Linked DNA regions of Homo sapiens: region 2 is linked to region 1. Evidence: read pairs that join two places in POLR2A ChIA-PET (ENCODE). Cell type or tissue: PC-9. All regions are shown on one strand. Each heading gives the region's core, and the rest is flanking DNA. Links, peaks and the distances in the headings are about the cores only.

What was found. ChIA-PET counts read pairs that join two places held together with the same protein. Peaks named below come from ENCODE experiments on the same cell type or tissue, not always from the same donor. Only the 100,000 strongest peaks of a DNase experiment are listed, where the experiment ranks them.
Region 2: POLR2A ChIA-PET joins it to region 1 with 26 read pairs; 3 of 35 experiments call an interaction of 5 or more read pairs at or near these places.

What each region holds. Positions count from the first base shown.
Region 1 is chr10:63,448,959-63,459,303 of GRCh38, forward strand. The region is part of intron 1 of JMJD1C (jumonji domain containing 1C); the gene reads right to left. Among named protein-coding and RNA genes, the nearest start is that of JMJD1C-AS1, 11 kb to the right of the region's middle. In PC-9, for the core only: no CTCF peak of the experiment used is centred there; no DNase peak of the experiment used is centred there; H3K27ac peaks cover 1,360 bases.
Region 2 is chr10:63,296,696-63,307,040 of GRCh38, forward strand. All of the region lies in intron 2 of JMJD1C (jumonji domain containing 1C), which reads right to left. Among named protein-coding and RNA genes, the nearest start is that of MIR1296, 71 kb to the right of the region's middle. In PC-9, for the core only: no CTCF peak of the experiment used is centred there; no DNase peak of the experiment used is centred there.

The sequences.
Region 1 (10,345 bases), core at 1,494-9,493:
ATACAAAAATTAGCCAGGTGCGGTGGCGTGTGCCTGTAATTCCAGCTACTCAGGAGGCTGAGACGGGAGAATCACTTGAACCCAGGAGGCAGAGGCTGCAGTGAGCCAAGATCTCACCACTGCACTCCAGCCTTGATGACAGAGCAAGACTCCGTCTCAAAAATAAAATAAAATAAAATAAAATAAAATGTAAAGGATTCTAATATATACTTGCTTTGTATAGTAAATAATCATCACTAAAATGTTTTTAAATCTGTATTTTGAATGAGAAATTTTTTGTTACAGTTTCACTTGAAGATGAACTGGTACACAATCTAAAAGTGAAATTCTGTAAAATAAATATTATATTTCCATTGATCATAATGATAAAACAAAAGACATGATAAGGAAATAACATCTTGAACAGTTTATTAAAACTTTAGGCAAGATTTAAGAAGCTAGTAACATTATTTCACTTTTTCTTTATAACACTTTTCATATATATAAAGTCTACTGTAACTTTATTAAGCCTATGAATGAAAAAAGCTACCAAGCTATTATATGAGCTAAAAATATATACTGGGAAAAGAAAGATCACATTATTTTTATTCCAAAAGTTGTGTCTGAAGAAACAAATGAGTAAAAGATATGTATTAATGATTCAGGCATATATCAATATACATCTAAGTGTCAAAATATATAGTGTCTAAGAATAAGCCTAACAAACACAGGACGTATATGAAGAAAATCATATCCACTGGAGAATATTTAAAAAAATCAAACATGAATAGCTGGAGGGATACTACATGTTATTTGAAGTGCAGACTCAGTAATGAAAAGATATTCATACTTCCTAAATTAGTCTATAAAACTGTACACAATTCCAAGCAAAGTTAGGCCAGGTGTGACGGTTCTTGCCTGTAATCCCAGCATTTTGGGAGGCCGAGGTGGGAAGATCACTTGAGGCCAGTTTGAGACCAGCCTGGGCAACAAAGGGACACTCCATCTTCAAAAAAAATTTAAAAATTAGGCAGGCATGGTGGCACATACCTGTGGACCCAGTAACTTGGGAGGCTGAGATAGGAGGCTCACTTGGGCCCAGGAGGTCCGGGCTACAATGAGCTGTGATTGTGCCACTGCACTCCAGTATGGGTGACAGAGTGAGACCCTGTCTCAAAAAACAAAAAACAAAAAAAGAGGAAAAGAAAAGCAAAATTAGACCAGGGTATTAGTGTGAGAAAGGCAAAGAAACAATGAAAGGCATCACAAAATAATTTTTTTTTTTTAGTTAAATGCAATTAAAGCCAGGTGCAGAGGTACCCATCTGTAGTTCCTGCTAATTGGAAGGCTGTGGCAGGAGGATCATTTGAGGCCAGGGGTGTAAAAAAGGATATTCATACACTGATGTTCACAGCAGCATTATTACCATAGCAGCATTATTACCATTATTACCATGACTCTGCCTGTGAACAGCCATAGGACTACTGCCTGGGTAAAAGAGTGAGATCATGTCTCTTAAAAAGAGAAATTAAAAAAAAATTATATACCATAACTGAGATTTATTGCTGGAATGCGAGGATGGTTCAACACACAAAAGTCAATAAATACAATACATTCACATAATGAAGGGAAAAAAAATTTTATGATCATCTCAATTGATGCAGATAAAGCATGTGACAAAGTCAACATTTTTTCATAAAACACTCTACCAACTAGGAAAAGAAGGAAAATACAGCATAATGAAGGCCAGGTATGAACATTCCACAGCTAACATCATACTCAATGGTGAAACACTAAAAGCTTTTTCTCTAAGATCAAGAGCAAGACAAGGATACCTGCTGTTGCCACTTCTATTCAACGCAGCATTGGACTAGTCAGAAACTTAGATAAGACATTCAAATTGGAAAAGAAGAAGTAAAATTACCTCTGTTCAAATGACATAATTTGTTATGTACAAAACCCTAACAATTTCACACACACACAGAAAAAAAAAAAAAAACTCTTAGAGCTAACAGATTCGGCAATGTTGCAGTATACAAAAATCAACACAGATAAATCAGTTGTGTTTCTATAAATCAACAATGGACAATCTGAAAAGGAAATTATTAAAGCAATTCCATTTACAGTAACATCAAAAAAATAATACGTAAGAAACCAAGGAGACAAATGACTGGTACATATCAAAGGAAATTAAACACACAAATAAATGGAAAGACATCTGTGTTTGTGGATCAGAAAATCCGATATTAAGATATCAGCACTACCCAAAGCCATCTACAGATTCAATACATACAAACCCTATTAATATCCCCATGTTTTCTACAGAAATAGAAAAATCAATTCTGAAATCCACATGGAATCGCAGGGGACCCTTAACAGCCAAAACAATCTTGAAAAAGAACAGAGTTGAATAACTCACACTTCCTGATTTCAAACTTACTACAAACCCACAGTAATCAAAAACGCTGCAGGACTGGGATAAAGACAGCTATACTGTCGGTCCTCTGTACTGCATTCATGAGTTCAACCAATGATAGATCAAAAATATTCAGAAAAAAATTTAAAAAATATGAATTTGAAAAATACAGTATAACAACTATTTACAGAGCATTTACACTGCATTAGGTATTATAAGTACTATATAGCACTGACATTGTATTAGGAATTTTAAGTATTCTAGAGATGACTGAACATATACAGAAAGAAGTATGTAGGTTACATGCAAATACTATGCCACCTTAAGGCTGATAAAGCACTTGACCATCCATGGATTTGGGGGCTCTAATCAATCCCCCACGATACTGAGAGACAACTGTACAGATGAAGACAGAGACCAGAGATAAACCCCTGCATATATGGCCAAATAATTTTTGAAAAAGGTGCCAAAACTATTCAATGGAAAAAGGACAGTCTTTTCAATAAATGGAGCTGAGAAAATGAGATTAACAGATGTAAGAAAATAAAGCTGGACCCTTATTTTACACCATACACAAAAGTCAACTAAAAATGGATAGAAGAACTAAATCAAGAGCTGAAACTATAGAAGACTTAGAAGCAAATGAAGACAGGAAAGCTTCAATAACATTAGATTTGGCAGCAACTTCTGGGAAATGACACCAAAAGCACCAACAACAAAATAAAAGATGGATACATTGAACTACATTAAAATTTATAATTTTCCTATGCATCAAAAGACATTATCAAGAATGTGAAAAGGCAACCCACAGAATAGAGAATATATCTCTAATCATTTAGCTGATAAGGTACTAATAACCAGAATATGTAAAGAACTCCTATAACAAAGCAAAACAAAACAAAACATGCTGAATCAAAACTGGGTGAACAACTTAAAACATTTCTCCAAAGGAGATACACAAATTGTGAACATGCACATGAAAAGATGCTCAAAAATCACTAATCATTGGGAAAATTATCATAATGAAATGCCATTTCACACTCACTAGGATGGCTATTTTCAAACAACACCCAGGAAATAGTAAGTGTTGACTAGGATGTAGAGAAACTGGAATCCATCTTCATTGCTGTTGAGAACATATAATGGTGCAGCCACTGTGGAAAACTGTGCAGTGGTTCCTCACAAAACATAAAATTACCATATGATCCAGCAATTCCAATTCTGGGTACATACCCCAAGGAAGTAAAAAGCAGGGACTTAAATAGATATGCTGATATTCATGGCAGCATTATTCACAATAGCCAAAAGGTAGAAGCAATCCTTCTACCCTTTGGTAGATAAATAAAATGTGGTATATATATGCAATGGAATATTACTCAGCCATAAAAAAGAAGTGAAGTTATGATACTTGCTACAACACAGATAAACCTTGACATTATGCTAAGTTAAAATAAGCCAGACACAAAAGTACAAATATTGTATGATTCCACTTTTATGAAGGACAGGCAAATTCACAGAGACATTAGATAGAGAGTTTCTGTTTGGGATGATAAACTTCTGACAATGGATAGTACTGATAATTTCAAAATATTGTTAATATACTTAATGTTACTAAACTGTACACTTAAAAATGGTTAAAATGAGCTGTGCGTGGCTCACACCTGTAATCCCAGCACTTTGGGAGGCTGAGGCAGGCGGATCACTTGAGGTCAGGAGTTTGAGACTAGCCTGGCAAACAGAGCAAAACCCCATCTCTACCAAAAGTGCAAAAACTGGCCGGGTGTGGTGGCAGGTGCCTGTAACCACAGCTACTCGGGAGGCTGAGGCATGAGAATCGCTTGAACCCAGGAGGCGGAGGGTGCAGTGAGCCGAGATGGCGCCACTGCACTCCAGCCTGGGTGACAGAGCAAGACCCTGTCTCAAACAAACCAAAACAAAAATAGTTAAAATTGTAAGTTTTGTTACATATATTTTACAATAAGAAAAATTTTTTAAAGAATGTCCATTATTGAAAATGAAGAGTAATGAACAGATTTGCTTACCTATTAAGATTCTATAAAACTGCAATCATTAAAACACTCTGATCTTGCGGTACAAGAAACAGAAAGATATATGGAATATAACAGATAGTCCACAAATATTCCTAAAATATAGCAAAAGACACAGACATTTTATATTACTGGAGAAAAAGTGAATGTTTTAAAATATAATTTCAAATTAGAAAGAATTTCTTAAGCTGAAACAAAGGCCTGATGCCAAAGGAAAAATTTTTACTGATCCTTTGCGTCTGTCAAGCAAAGCCATACAGAATAATGTACTATAAGTAGTTAAAAACGGCAAGAGACTAGGAAAAAACTTGCATGTGAAAAAGCAATAGTTTTTTTTTGTTTTTTGTTTTGTTTTGAGATAGAGTCTCGCTCTGTTGCCCAGGTTGAAGGACAGTAGCGCTACTTTGGCTCACTGCAACCTCCGCCTCCTAGGTTCAAGCGATTCTCCTGCCTCAGCCTCCTGAGTAGCTGGAACTACACCCGGCTAATTTTTGTATTTTTAGTAGAGACTGGGTTTCACCATGTTGGCCAGGCTGGTCTTGAACTCCTGACCTCAGGTGATCCGCTCGCCTCAGCCTCCCAGAGTGCTGGGATTACAGGCTTGAGCCACTGCACCCGGCCTCCAATTCTGTTTGTATCATCCCAATTTTTTTCTACTAGTCAGAAAATTACATGTTTTAATTTTTAACTTTTTAATGGTTACTACAGAATAGCTGTATCCAATTGAATAGCCACATCTACACTTTTTGCAATGATGGAAATTTTCTATATTTGTACTATCTGAGACTGTGGATATTAACCATATGTGTCAACCAAGCGTACAAAATGTGATCGGAGCTCTAAAAGGAGAAATTGATTTTTTTTTTTTTTCTTTTTCAGACTGAGTCTCCCTCTGTCACCCAGGCTGGAGTGCAGTGGCATGATCTCAGCTCACTGCAAGCTCCACCACCCTGGTTCAAGATTCTCATGCCTCAGCCTCCAGAGTAGCCGGGATTACAGGCTTGCACCACCACACCCAGCTAATTTTTTTGTTGTTTTTTGAAATGGAATCTCACTCTGTTGCCCAAGCTGGAGTGTAGTGGTACGATCTCAGCTCACGGCAACCTCCACCTCCTGGTTTCAAGCAATTCTCATGTCTCATGCCTCAGCCCCCCTAGTAGCTGGGATTACAGGCCTGCACCACCACACCCAGTTAATTTTTGCATTTTTAGTAGAGACAGGGTTTCACCATGTTGCCCAGGCTGGTCTTGAACTCCTGACCTCAAGTGATCCACCCACCTTGGCCTCCCAAAGTGCTGAGATTACAGGCATGAGCTACTGCACCTAGCCTGATTTTTCATTTTATTGAAGTGCCACACATTAGTGGCTACCATACTGAAAAGCACAGCTCTGTAATTCCCCACATAATGAATATGGCTGACTGTATCCTCATGGTGTAGTTTCACATGTTCCTCTACCTCCATATGTCCTGTAAACTGCTGTCAGAATCTAGAAGCTTCATTATATTCAGGTTCAGTTCTTCTTGGCAAAAATACTTCATAAGTTGAATTGTGTAGTTCCTGTTGTATTGTATCGCAACACCTATAACGTGGTTATTTTCCTTTAGGTTATGCTCAGCTTGATTACATATGCCTGGGAGGAATAAGACTACGTGCATCCGTTCACATCTTTATTTTTAACAAAAAACTCTGGAAGAAAACATAAGAAATTAACAAAAATGGTTATTTAAAAGAGATGCAGATTAAACTAGGCTGATCGGGGCAGGTGTGGGAGTGAGATTATTCAAAATATACTTCTTTATGTTTCTGTGGTACCCAGTCAAAAAAGTTAATAAATTTTAGTACAGATTTTTGTCCTATACTCCATATCTAAGATCACAGTATCTGGGTATGAGGTCTAGAAAAAAACCATTCAAACATGTTTCCTCCACAATTCTGCACGTTAAAGCTTAACCCTATCCACTGGGACACTGGAATACAAGAAATAAAAGGTTGACAATCATGAACTTTAGTCATATTTATTATTAGTTTCTTCTCCTTTAGGTTCCACTGATCATTATACAGTTACATATCTCAATATTATTTTAATCTCTTGCAGGAATATCCTCATGAAGTGATACTTCATAATGACACACTGGATTCTTATTTACCAAGAAACAGCTCTTCATTTGCTATTTCCCTTGTATTAAGCTACCAGATTCAGATTTTTTTTTCAAGAAAAGTTTCTCTCTTTAAAAATGGCTTATTTCCTTCTCTCTGAAAAAAGAACTGTGTAATCTAATTTTCTGGCCTATGAAATCATTATTAAATAAAACTGATAAAATCAGTGGTGTTCTAATTGAAAGGGGTAAGAATGAGAATTCAGTACTCTCAGGTTTCTTGTCTCCTATACCCTCTGGTCACTTAGTTTTCCAAGACACCAAAGAAAGCAATTCAAAAAGGCAGTAGAACCTAGTGAAAAAACACTGAAAATAAATGATATTTTAATTAATCACAATTCTTATTTTGCTCTTAAGACTGAGAAAATCGAGGCAAATTTAATGCAATATTATATTAACTGTAAGCATATTTGCTTTTTTCCTTGTTATACTTAGTAGTTCAAAGGGTCTTAATAATTATTTCTATTATATAACTATGTGTATATGTTTGTATAGTTCAAAACCGTTACGGAAAGGTGAAATACATATAGTCTATATTCATATTCACAACTTACTCTCTTAATTCACATGAACAATGTAAAGTAAAATGGTTTCCCTCAAAATGATTCACTTTGGTATTAAAATATGATCAGAGATTTTGAAAATTATGGCAATAAAATGTTCTAGCGAACAGTGGAAACGCTCTAAAATAGGCTCTACATAGTTTTATCAATGTGATTTTAAAGAAGAAAAAGAACATAGACCAAATAATAGTATAATGTTATTCAACACATTGGAATAGTTCATCAACTTTAAATTCTTATACAAATATTTCTCCTAGTCCTGTATTGCATCAAGATTCCATCTATAGAATCACAATATAGAGAGGAAATAAATTCTGTTAAATATACAGTCATTTTATATTAAATAACACATAATTTTAACCAAACATTAACATACTGCTTCCTTCTTTGATATTCCTCTGAGCCTAAAGATTTTTGAATCTTAAAACTCCTAACTTTAACAGATGGATCAGATGTTTCAGCTCCTAAGTGTCAGTCTTTCACAAGAAATGAATTAGTCACACAGACCTCTTCTAGCTTTGAAAAAATCTGAAATCTATTCTAGGAATGCTGACTATTCCTACTGCCATGTTAACATTTTCTGGCATGTTACATGCAACCTTCTACGTTCAAAATACATAATTTTCATAAGCAATATAGCCACACAGAAAATACTGGAAGAAACCTGAAATAATGAAGAAGCCAAATTCAACTTAAAATTTAACTATTTAGTGATACTAATGTAAATAATTCTACTAAAGAGAATTAGATGAACAGATACCTTCACCAAATGTTTCCAGGGCAACAAAATCTATTCAAGGGATTAGTAAGATAAAAACTTCTCAAAATACTACTAAGACATTATTTGCCTTTTCCATTCATTCTTTCATCAGTGTTCAGAGCAGCAGACTACTTGTGTTTTGTCTGGTAAAACAAAACTATGTCTGCATAGTGCTGACTTATGAAAAACTGCTCTTGTGTTTTAAAAATTTCAGCTTAGTTTTTAATACAGTAAGTATCAATAGATATAACCCAAATAAATCAAGTAAGGAAGGTTTTGAGCAAGTGGTAGTACAAATTGAAAAGAATGGAGACGGGAAAGCAGGTTCCAATTTAAAGGAAGAAATCTGCAGAACTAAGTTAATGCCAACGTTCAAGGTGGAAAAACATTTAAGATGAAGGTGTTTTCAAGCCCAGGTGAAACTTCAAATTAAATCTCAAAATGGCAGCTGGTTTCACATGAAGATAATAAATTATACTTTAAACACTATTTCAAACCCACACACGGGACATTCATGTAAAGCTTCCAAACAGTAGAGACGGTGGATCAAACTGAAAAAAGGCCAAACTTTAATTGCAGATTTGTGAGTAATTATGCAACATAGTACAAGTAAATTCTACAAAGGAAATAACAAGATTAAAACAACAACAACAAACAGTAAGCAAAGGACTGAATTTGAAATACCAAATTAAGAAGATGAAAGGAACTGCAGACAGGAAGGAAGGAGAAATAAAAGTCCAAGAGGACTTAAACCATAGGGCTATAGAAATGAAGAAAGAGAAAGGGCTCAGAAAGAATATATAACATTACAGTTAAAGGGAATTTCGGGTTTTTACTTTGAGAGTCTGTGAATCACAAACCATTGGCAGAAGCAATATGGCAGAGTACAGAGATAACAGATTTGAAATCAGAAATCTGCATTCAAATTCCTGCCCTGACACTTACTGATTGTGTGATTTCAAAAACTCTTTTCAGTTTTTCGTAAGTCAGCAGTATGCATAGTTTTGTTTTGCCAGACAAAACAGTAAACAGATTGTGAGCTGCTGTTTTTCTACTTAGCCATGTATTCTATAATTAAATCAATAGTTCTACAATATAAGATAAATCAACATTTTCATCAATGGGTTTAAGATAATAATTTCGTAAACTAGCTAGAATATAAAATATAAATTCTACACAAAGGGATTTTATCCAATTCGATAATTTCAGACAATGTTTCAACATTAACAATTTAGTAAAGACCAGTTGTAAAACTAAAAGTACGTAATCCCTAAATCTTTCTTTGTCAGATTAAGAATTTTATATCTAATAAAAGTGTGAAGCTGGATGCCATGGCTCACACCTCTAATCCCAACACTTTGGGAGTCTGAAGGCAGGAGGATTGCTTGAGCCCAGATGTTTGAGACCAGCCTGGGCAACACAGTCAGACTCCATCTCTACAAAGAGTAAAAAAAAATTAGCCAGGCATGGTGGCTCATTCCTGTAGTACCAGCTACTTGTAGGGCTGAGGTGGGAGGATCTCTTGAACCCAGAAAGTGACTGCCATGACCTGTAATTATGCCACTGTACTCCGCCTGGGCAACAGAGCGAGACCCTGTCTTTAAAAAAAAAAAAAAGTCTGCTAAAATCCACACTGGAAAAACTATCTGAAATTAGGCAGACATATGATCACTATCAAATCTCCTAACAAATAAAATTAGCAGTATTTGTTGCCATTAAATCTACACCACCAAAAATCGTATTAGTATTCAAATAACAATCCCTCATCCAAACTCTTTCAACATATTTTGGTATTAAAAGTTTATTGGATTTTTATAAAGTTAAATATAGCTTTTTTTTTATTTATTTATTTTTTTTTTGAGGAACAGTCTCACTTTGTCACCCAGGCTAGAGTGCAGTGGCATGATCATGGCTCAATGCAGCCTTGACCTCTCAGGCTCAAGCCATCCTCCCACCTCAGTACCCAAAGGAGCTGGGACCACAGGCACACACCACCACGCCTGGCTACTTTTTGTATTTTCAGTAGACAGGATTTCACCATGTTGCCCAGGCTGGTCTTGAACTCCTGAGCTCAAGTGATCTCCCTGCCTTGGCCTCCCAAAGTGCTGAGATTACAGATGTGAGCCACCGCGCTTGGCCTATAGCATACATTACGGTAGTTGATTATGGTAATATAGTACAAGTCCTTACGTTATGGTAGTTAACTATGGTAATATAGCACAGTTCCTAGGCAACATGTAACATCTCTGAAGGATTTAGAACAGAACCCTAAAAGTGGAGCACATTAATATTTCTCCTATAAGAAATACTCAATTCCTATTAAGCTCTACTTAAAAAATGAGTTTAGTCAATCAGGTTTTGCTTCCAAATGAATCATTAAAAAATGTAGTTGCTACAGCTATTTGAATTTCAGAATTGCAG
Region 2 (10,345 bases), core at 1,101-9,100, 150 kb before region 1:
TTACAAATAATTTTTAGTGAGTAGGCATATTTGCAATTACAGAATCTGCATATAATGAGATCAGCTATATTTTCTACATGCTAGTAAGCCTAGTTATCTAGCTGTAAAAGATAGTCTCTCCTGGTTGACAGTATGAAGTTCTTAAAAGAAAAGGGGGTGGAGGATAGACAATTTTTTTTAATTTAAAGCAAAAATCTCTATTTTACTCGTAAGTTCCCATTTTAAGATTTTCATAAATCAGGTTACACATTTCTTCAAAGTACCTGTTACTATATAATTATTCCCTTCTTGAACCATATGTGTTTCTTTCACCACTTTGAAAGTTTCTCAAAATTAGGAACCAGTCATCTCCTTTGGCATCTTTTCTCATCATCATACCCAGGATCCTGAAAAGTATATGCAGTTTAGTTGTGTCGACAGCGAAGTGTTTATTTAAAAACATTAAATAAACCAGGCGCGGTGGCTCACGCCTGTAATCCTACAAGCCAGGGATGGCCTGAAGCCTGGAGGCCGGGCTGCCAGTTCTGGGTAGAGTCTCCAACCCAGAGAACTTCCTTGATGCCTTTTGGCCAGTCGGATAGTGCTTTTTCCAGGCCCACCCATGGACCAGTCAGCATGCACTTCCTCCATTCTGAGCCTATAAAAACCCCGGGCTCAGCCAGGCTTGGACACTCATCAGGACTACCTGTCTGCAGATAGGAGCTACCTACTTCAGGTCTCCTCTCCGCTGAGAGCTGTTCTATCACTCCTCTCTGTCTTGCTCACCCTCCAGTTGTCCACATAACCTCATTCTTCCTGGATGCAGGACAAGAACTCTGGACCCACCAAATGGCAGGACTGAAAGGAGCTGTAACACATTCCTGGCTGGCTTACTGAGGTGTGGGTGGTAACATGCTCCCAGATTGTGAAAGTGAAGAGTGGTGAACTTTCTGGGGGCCCAGACCTTGGGGTTCCCAAAGCCAGAGCTTCCGTAACACTACAGCCCTCCTGCCCTCCACCAGGTAGCCACCCCATGGGATGGGAAAAAGCAACAGGGCCGGGCCAGCCCAGGAGTTGCCAGCTGGAGCGGGATGGCAGGACTGAAAGAGCTGTAACACAAATGGGCTGAAACTGCCCTCCAGAAACTCACCCCCTCACTCGCCACACTGCAGGTGACGAGAAAGAAAGAAGAGCTGTGGCCCTACTGGGAGCCCAGACCTCAGGGCTCCTCAAGCCAGGGCTGTGACACGCTGTAACACCCTTTTTGGGGGCTCTGCAGATCCTGGCATTTCTAAGCTTTCAGATGATACCACATTCCCTCCATCCACACGCGGGTGCTGCAGCGACAGCTGCTTACGGTACATCTGATCCAGCTGCAGCCTCACAATGGGGCCAGACCTGTGCTGGTGACTGGAACTGCCTGCCCCACTATAGCAGCCAGTATGCCTGGCTGTGCACAGTGATTGGACCCTGTGCTTGCCCGGTCACACACCCCTCACCACTCTGCTCCTGGCTCGCCCTTGATAGGCGTGAGATCCAGGCCAGTAGTGTGAGCCGAGTTCAGCCTGCCAGGCCAAGTAGGCAGAATGAGCCCAGTGGGAATAAGCAAAACTCAAGCACTGGTGCCACTGGCCACAGAATTTCCAGCTGGTGAAGTGACATCTGTGACATAAACAGGACCATGTCTCCTCTGAAAACTGTACCAGAGCCCTTCCTTGCCTCTCCTAGCTTCTGGTGGTCTGCTGGCAACCTTTTGCAATCCTGAGCTTGCAGAAGCATCATGCCGATCCCTGCCAATGTTGACACATGGTGTCTACACTGTGTATCTCTGTATCCATATTCTCTCTTATAAGAACCCTAGATTAAGGGCAACTCTAACGACCTCATCTTAATTTGATTATATCTTCAAAAACCCTATTTCTTAAGGTTATATTCACAAGTACTATATACTACAAGTATTAGGTTTTCAATATATCTTTTTGGGGAAAACATTTCAACCCGTAACATATCTATTTAAGATGTTCTCCCGACATCAGTAAAAGACAGAATGCCACATTCATTCTAATCTTTTTTTTTAGACGGAGTTTTGCTCTTGCCGCCCAGGCTGGAGTGCAATGGTACAACCTCGGCTCACCGCAACCTCCACCTCCCGGGTTCAAGCGATTCTCCTGCCTCAGCCTCCCGAATAGCTGAGAATACAGGTGCCCACCACCACGCCTGGCTTTTTTGTATTTTTAGTAGAGACAAGGTTTCTCCATGTTGGTCAGGCTGGTCTTGAACTTCTGACCTCAGGTGATCCGCCCACCTCAGCCTCCCAAAGTGCTGGGATTACAGGCATGAGCCACCATGCCTGGCCTTCATTCTAATCTTTAAAAAACACTTTAGTCATTAATTTACATATTTAATAAACATTATTACTAAGTCTATATCAAACACCATGTAGAAACTGTATAATATGAAAAGTTTAGAAATAAAGATATATGAAATATCCTTAAACATTATAACTGAATTTTTCTTCTTTTTTTGAGACAGAGTCTTGCTCTGTTGCCCAAGCTGAAGTGCAGTGGTGCAATCTTGGCTCACTGCAACCTTTACCTCCTGGGTTCAAGCGATTCTCGCCCCTCAAGACTCCCAAGCATCTGGGATTACAGGCCTATGCCACCACACCCAGCTAATTTTTCCATTTTTTTTTTTTTTTGTAGAGATGAGGTTTCACCATGTTGGCAAGGCTGGTCTCAAATACCTGGCCTCAAGTGATCTGCCCACCTCAGCCTCCCAAAGTGTTGGGATTACAGGCATGAGCCACTGCACCTGGCCCAGATTTCTTATTATAGTTTCTCAGCAAGACCATTTAAAAATGGTTAATTAACAACAAAACAGAGCTCACCTACGGCACAAACAATAGCACAAATAATAGAGCAAAACAAACATTTCAAATGCCCTACAAATAATGTCAACTTTGATACTGCTGCCCATAGTTTTTGTATAAAAAAACTATTAATTGATAATCTTCTCTTTGGCAAAAACATAAAAACGATTTGAAGATGAACAAACTGGGTTAATTCCTATGAATTCCAAGAAACTCTACAAGAATGCCCTCATCCTTGTGTTCAAATTCATCTCTGAAATTCAGAGATGATTTTGCCTTGGAAAATCATCTCTGCAAGAAATAGTTAAAGCCTTTCAAGGAACCCAGTCTTCTTGAATTTTCAGTTTTTTTTTTTACAGATGATCAGGTCTTTGAATTATGTCACTTATAATGATGATGATGATCCTATACTTATTTCCAACAAATAAGACTGTAGGATAAATTCCTTACAAGTGGAATGTCTGAGTTGATGAGTATGTACAATTAGAACTGCTGATGATCTGTGTTTTCTAGAAAAACAGCTAAGTATACAGCATTAAACAACCACACTACTTGAATGCTGACTCCACTAGGCAGTTATTACATTAAAGTTAATACAATGTTCAACCAAATATTCAAGTTAATACACTCAGGCAGTCTGGTAAGAAAGCCTGATTACAGTACTAGTGAGGCCAAGGTCAAGGACACTATCTCACATGAAGCTCTGTATGCTGGGTTCAGAGTGACAAACTATCCTCCCATAGTAAGTCAGCCTGGTTATCAAAAGCACAATAAGATTAGAGATGAAAATATTTGTACCAAAAGAAAGGGAAGCTATCTTTGTTTGTCTAGATACAAATAAGAGATTTACACATCATCTAAGTTTGCTACTTTAGGAAATGGTATTATTGTTTCAAGAGCTTGAAAAAAGAAAAATGTTCTATCACAGGAAGAATTTTTTTATTCGAACCATCTCCACTATATGAACAAAATCTTTGCTGTTTCTTTGTCTGAATCTTCATATCATGTGAACAGCAGAGAATTACTTTTAGGGTTAAAGTTGAAGGCTAACAGAAATTCATTAAGAAGCCTGGCGTGGTGGCTCACTTCTGAAATCCCAGCATTTTGGGAGGCCAAGGCGGTAGATCTCATGAGGCCAAAGAGTTCAAGACCAGCCTGGCCAGCATGGTGAAACATTGTTTCTACTAAAAGTACAAAAATTAGCTGGATGCTGTGGCATGCACCTGTAGTCCCAGCTACTTGGGAGGCTGAGGGACAAGAATCACTCGAACCCGGGAGAAAGGGGTTGCAGTGAGCCAAGAACACACCACTGCACTCTGGCTTGGGCAACAGATTGAGACTCTGTCTCAAAAAAAAAAAAAGGAATTCATTAAGAGACAACCATCTATAAATGTTGAATATTCAATGTTAAGACCTTGGCATATTTTCTCAGGCTACTGAAGCATATATCCCAGGAAGGGCAATAAAAGAAAATGCATGAGAACCTTTTTTAAGACAGAGTCTGCTCTGTCACCCAGGCTACAGTGCAGTGGCATGACCTTGGCTCACTGAAACCTCTGCCTCCTGGGCTCAAGTGATCCTCCTGCTTCAGCTTCCCCAGTAGCTGGGACTATAGGCATGTACCATCACGCCTGGCTAATTTTTGTTTCTTTGCAGAGATGGGGTTTTGCCATATCGTCCAGACTGGTCTTGAACTCCTGGCCCCAAGCAATCCTCCCACCTTGGCCTACCAAAGTGCTGGGATGACAGGCATGAACCACCACATCCAGCCTCTGAGAATCTTTCTCTCTCACATGCACAGTGTACAAACATTCAAAAATATGAAGAAAAATCCCAATTACCCTTTTACTCTAGGAAGTACACCTAGTTTATCACACAGGCAACAAGTTTTAATGCATTCTTATGTTTTCTTCCAGAGATATGGTATGCATATTCAAGCACACATACATGCACACTTAAGATATAGTTCACAAATAAAACAAATGGCTAATCATTCTCAGCAAACTAACACAGGAACAGAAAACCAAACACCGCGTGTTTTCACTCATAAGTGGGAGTTGAACAATGAGAACACAAGGACACAGGGAAGGAAACATCACAGACCAGGGCCTGTCCGGGGCCTGACAAGGGGAGAGAGAGCATTAGGACAAATACCTAATGCATATGCAGGGATTAAAACCTTGATGACGCAGCAAACCACCATGGCACGTGTATACATACCTATGTAACAAACCGGCACGTTCTGCATATGTATCCCAGAACTTAAAAGTAAAATTAAAAATAAAATAAAACATTTTCACAATGAAGAAAAAACAAACAAATGGCTAAAGAATTCTGTTCTGTCCTACACTTTAAAAAAACTTACTATGACGTGGAAACCAATCCATTTCCTATGAGTACATACAGAACTACTTCATTCTTTTAAATGGCTGGCTGCATTGTATTCCACTGGATAGATGTAAAATAATTTATTAAACTCTTTTTTTCCCTTGAGACAAGGTCTCGCTCTGTTGCCCAGGCTGGAGTGCAGTGGTGGGATCACGGCTAACTGCAGCCTCGAACTCCTGGGCTCAAACAATTCCTCCCACCTAAGCCTCCCAAGTAGCTGGGACTACTGGCATGAGCAACTGCACTCAGTTTATTTAACAGATAGTTAGGCTGTTTCCAGTCTTCTAATACATACAAGAAGAAGCCCTGTACTCAAGTCATCTCCCACAAATGAATAAATGCATGTAGACTGGACAATAAGTTACGAGAAGAAAAATGCCTGAGTAAATGAATATATATAATTAGAAATGCATTCCACAAGCTTTATATCTGTATATACTCATAACCAGCAATGAATGACAGTGGCAGTCTTTCTACACTCTTTTCAAAAACGTGTTCAAAACATTTGATCTTTGCTAATCTGATATTTGAAAAACAGAAAAAAAGTATCCCATTATAGCTTTATCTTGCATGAGAACCATTTATAAGAGGCAAGTTGTATGTTTATCTTCACAGACAGCTAAGACTGAAGAAAAAGTGAAAGACACCTTTACAACATCTTGGAACTATGTTTTTACTTCAATTATGAATAATGTATGAATATAAAAATCTTATGTCAGTATTTAAAATGTTTACCAAGTTGTGACTGTTGCAGTCTGACTACCAGTCCTAGACCCAGACAGTAATTAGTGAAAGCTCTAGCACAAGCTGGACTTAGTAATGAGGCCATTTGTAAGGTCAGGTCTTATTTGGAATTAGCCAAAATTATGGCCTCTTAAAAAGTAGATTCAAGTCACAATCAAATAATAATTACACTTCAGAAACAAACCAACAGTGATAAACATCCACTTCTTCCTAAAGTTTACATACACATATAGAGACTACTTTTTCTGAGACAGAGTCTTACTCTGTTGCCTATCATAGCTCACTGTAACCTCGAACTCTTGGGCTCAAGGGATCCTCCCACCACAGCCTCTCCAGTATCTGGGACTACAGGCACACACCACCACACCCAGCTAGAAACTTTCTCGAAACTCAAAGAAAGTAATAGGAAAAAAATTGTGTTGTAATATTCACTAATTCACTAAGCATGTTTTAATAAAGTTTATTCAATCACTCACTGACTAGTTCTTGAACTAATGATTTAAAACTCTTTGCATCTAAGATCTTTCAACTATTAACCTGACTTTAAAATGCTTGTATGTATTGTGACTCATTGAGGGAAGAGAGGCATTCTTCTAACTTACTGAAAAAGACTCTGCTTGTGCCTTTTTTGTTGATGTTGTTGTTGTTCAGACGGAGTCTCGCTCTGTCGCCCAGGCCGGAGTACAGTGGTGCAACCTTGACTCACTGCAGCCTTTGACTCCCAGGTTCCAGCGATTCCCCTGCTTCAGCCTCACAAGTAGCTGGGATTACAGGCACGCGCCACCACACCCAGCTAATTTTTGTATTTTTAGTAGAGACAGGGTTTCGTCATGTTGGCCAGGCTGGTCTCGAACTCCTAACCTCAGGTGATCTGCCCGCCTTGGCTTCCCAAAGTACTAATATTACAGGCGTGATCCACCATACCCGGCCTGCTTGTGCTTTTAATCAATCCCAGTGCTAAATGACAACCTCACGTATAACGTACATATGTGATTCATATCATGTTATTTCTTGTACTGTTATGTCACTTTGTAAGCACATAGACATTTCATGCATCTAAGATCAATAGCATACAAACTATTTGGATACAGGTTTAAAAAATATATTTTTTATTTCTGTCACAGTAATAGCTCATTGCCCCAGAAAGCCATTAATAATAGCTTGTTATCTTTGCCAAGCAAAAAATAACCAAGATTCTTGTTTATCATTAATATTTCCAGATACTCTAAATTCATACTAAGAGTTTTTCTGATAACAATATAATAGTTTCAGAAGGAATAGTAAGGATATCCCTGAGAAGCCAGTGTCTGTTATGGAACTGATGTTAGAAACAAATACTCTAATGACACTAATCTTACTCTACCTTGAATTACAGTATTAATGGACCTGTCTGAGCAAGGACTTTGCCTTACTTATCTTTGTATTCCTGGCAGTATCTTTCTATCAGAGTATTCTTATAGTTAGTACTATATAAAATATCTTAAATTGTTATGACCTCAAAATGGGACCAAAGACTCAAACTTCAAACTTTTGAAAACCATTAAATATGAATTATAGTTGGTTACTGCCTTAGCCATTATCAGAAATGCAAGCAAAATAACTCATATTGGATATCAGAACGCGTTGGTAACAGAAGTTTGGGCATAAGGCTGTCTCTACTTTTCAGACACAGCCATGCCCAGATTGCTGGCTACATCTGAGAGAATGAGGACTTAAGATTCACAGCCAGGAATTTAAAAAAAACAAAGCAAAACAAAAAACACCAAAAAAACCCAGCTCCCTGTTAAAATTCAAAATGGAAAAGGACTTAAAAAGAAATAAAAGACGTGGGATTTAATTAAACATTCATATTAATAAACTCTTGTTTTTTGGGTTGTCAGGAATAATTCAAAATGTAAGATTACTTTGTCTAAAATGCAAATCAACTTTTAATGTTGGTAGAATCTGTCCCAAGAATAATAATTATGACAATAGTCTGTATAGTAAAAACACTGGGAACTGGGTTGAGGTAGAAAACCTCAATTAAATAAGGCCACAGAAAAGATCAGATGGCAATTGCTTTTACTCTCTTTTAATCTACATGCAAAGTCTAGGAAACTTAAATATAAATGTATATGTATGTGTGTATTTACACACACAGCAAATTGGTAAATAGCCAACTAAAGATTGACTAGGAGGCCAGGCACAGGGGCTCACATCTGTAATTCCAGTACTTGGGGAGGCTGACGCAGGAGGATCACTTGAAGCCAGGAATTTGAGAACACTTAGACAGCAGAGCAAGACCCCATCTCTACCAAAAAAGTATTTTAAAATATAAACCAGGCATGGTGCCATGTGCCTGTAGACCCAGTGACTCGGGAGGCTGAGGTGGGAGGACTCCTTGAGCCCAGGAGTTAAAAGTTGCAGTGAGTGGCTGGGCATGGTGGCTCACACCTGTAATCCCAATACTTTGGGAGGCCGAGGCGGGCGGATCACAAGGTCAGGAGATCGAGACCATCCTCGCCCACATGGTGAAACCCCGTCTCTACTAAAAATAAAACAAATTAGCTGGGTGTGGTGGCACGCGCCTCTAGTCCCAGCTACTCGGGAGGCTGAGGCAGGAGAATCGCTTGAACCCGGAAGGCAGAGGCTGCAGTGAGCCAAGATCATACCACTGCACTCCAGCCTGGCGACGGAGCAAGACTCCACCTCAAAAAAAAAACAAAAAACAAAAAAGGTTGCAGTGAGCTCTAATTGTACCACTACTACACTCCAGCCTGGATGACATGGCAAGACGCTCTGACCCTCTCTCTCTCTCTCTCTCTCTCTCTCTCTCTCTCTGGAGGCAAGGTCTGACCCTCTCTCTCTCTCTCTCTGGAGGCAAGGTTTGTCAGCCTCGACTTCCCAGGCTCAAGAGATCCTCCTACATCAGCCCCCAAGTAGCTGGGACTACGGGCAAGCACCACCATGCTGGCGTGTGTGTGTGTGTGTGTGTGTGTGTGTGTGTGTGTGTGTGTGTGTGTGTGTGTTGAAAGATCTTTCTCAAAGGGATATTGCTATACTTGTATTCAAACTGTATTGTAACGTAAGTAATTTGATTAAAAATCATTTTTCTGATATTTCTTCTGTGTGCAGTGGCACAATCTCGGCTCACTGCAGCCTTGAACTCCTGGGCTCAAGTGATTCTCCCTCCTCAGCCTTCTGAGTAGCTGGGACTATAGGCATGTGCAAACTAATTTTTTTATTTTTTGTAGAGTTGGGGTTTCACATTGTTGCCCACGCTGGAATCAAACTTCTGGGCACAAGCAATCTGCCCACCTTGGCCTCCTAAATACTGGGATTAAAGGTGTGAGCTACTGTGCCCGGTAGAGACCCCATCTCTTAAAAAAAGAAAAGAAAAAGACTTAGTCATTAGTTTATCACGTTTTTTTAATTTTATTTTTTTTTAATTTTCAGAGTGAGTCTTGCTCTGTTGCCCAGGCTGGAGTGCACTGGTGTGATCTCGACTCACTGCAACCTCCGCCTCCCAGGCTCAAGCAGTTCTCCTGCCTCAGCCTCCAGTGTAGCTGGGACTACAGGCGCCTGCTACCACACCGGGCTAATTTTTGTATTTTTAGTAGAGATGGAGTTTTACCATGTTAGCCAGGCTGGTCTCAAACTACTGGCCTCGAATGATCTGCCCGTCTTGGCCTCCCAAAGTACTGGAATTACAGGCGTGAGCCACCGTGCCCAGCCAACAAAGTCTTGACATGACTTTTAGATTAATTTTTGGATCCTATGGTCTCATCAATACAGAGCCTCAAACTCCAGTAACCCACAATTTTGAAGGCTAGAAGTCTAAGATCAAGGTGGTTGTGAGATGAAACCAGATTTATAAAAGAAAAAATGTATGACTGTGACATCACTTAAACAAATTTAATTTTAAAAAGTGTATATATACCTAGGCTTACCTATTTCACATTTTATCTTAAGAGTCTAAATATTTCGAAACTAAAAATATATAAGTACAATGACCTTATTTTTAAGAGTTCCCACTACTGAGCCTGTAGGAAAAATATAAAAATGTTACATATCAATAACCTATTAATAACACCCGATGTATTATTGAGATAACAGACGTTTTCAAAAATTTTCCAAATATTCAAGTAAATACAATGATAAATAAGGTTTATAGGTAGCTTTACTGCCATATGAAACAAAAATATTTATAACATGTTTATAAGGACCAGTATTAAGTCTGGTCAATCATATCCCTCCTTATTTACCAGGGTTAAACGTCCTGGAGTTAACTTCATTTACTTTTTTAAAGATCTTTCTGAAAGGGATATTGCTATGCTTGTACTCGAACTGTACTGTAACGTAAGTAATTTAATTAAAAACCATTTT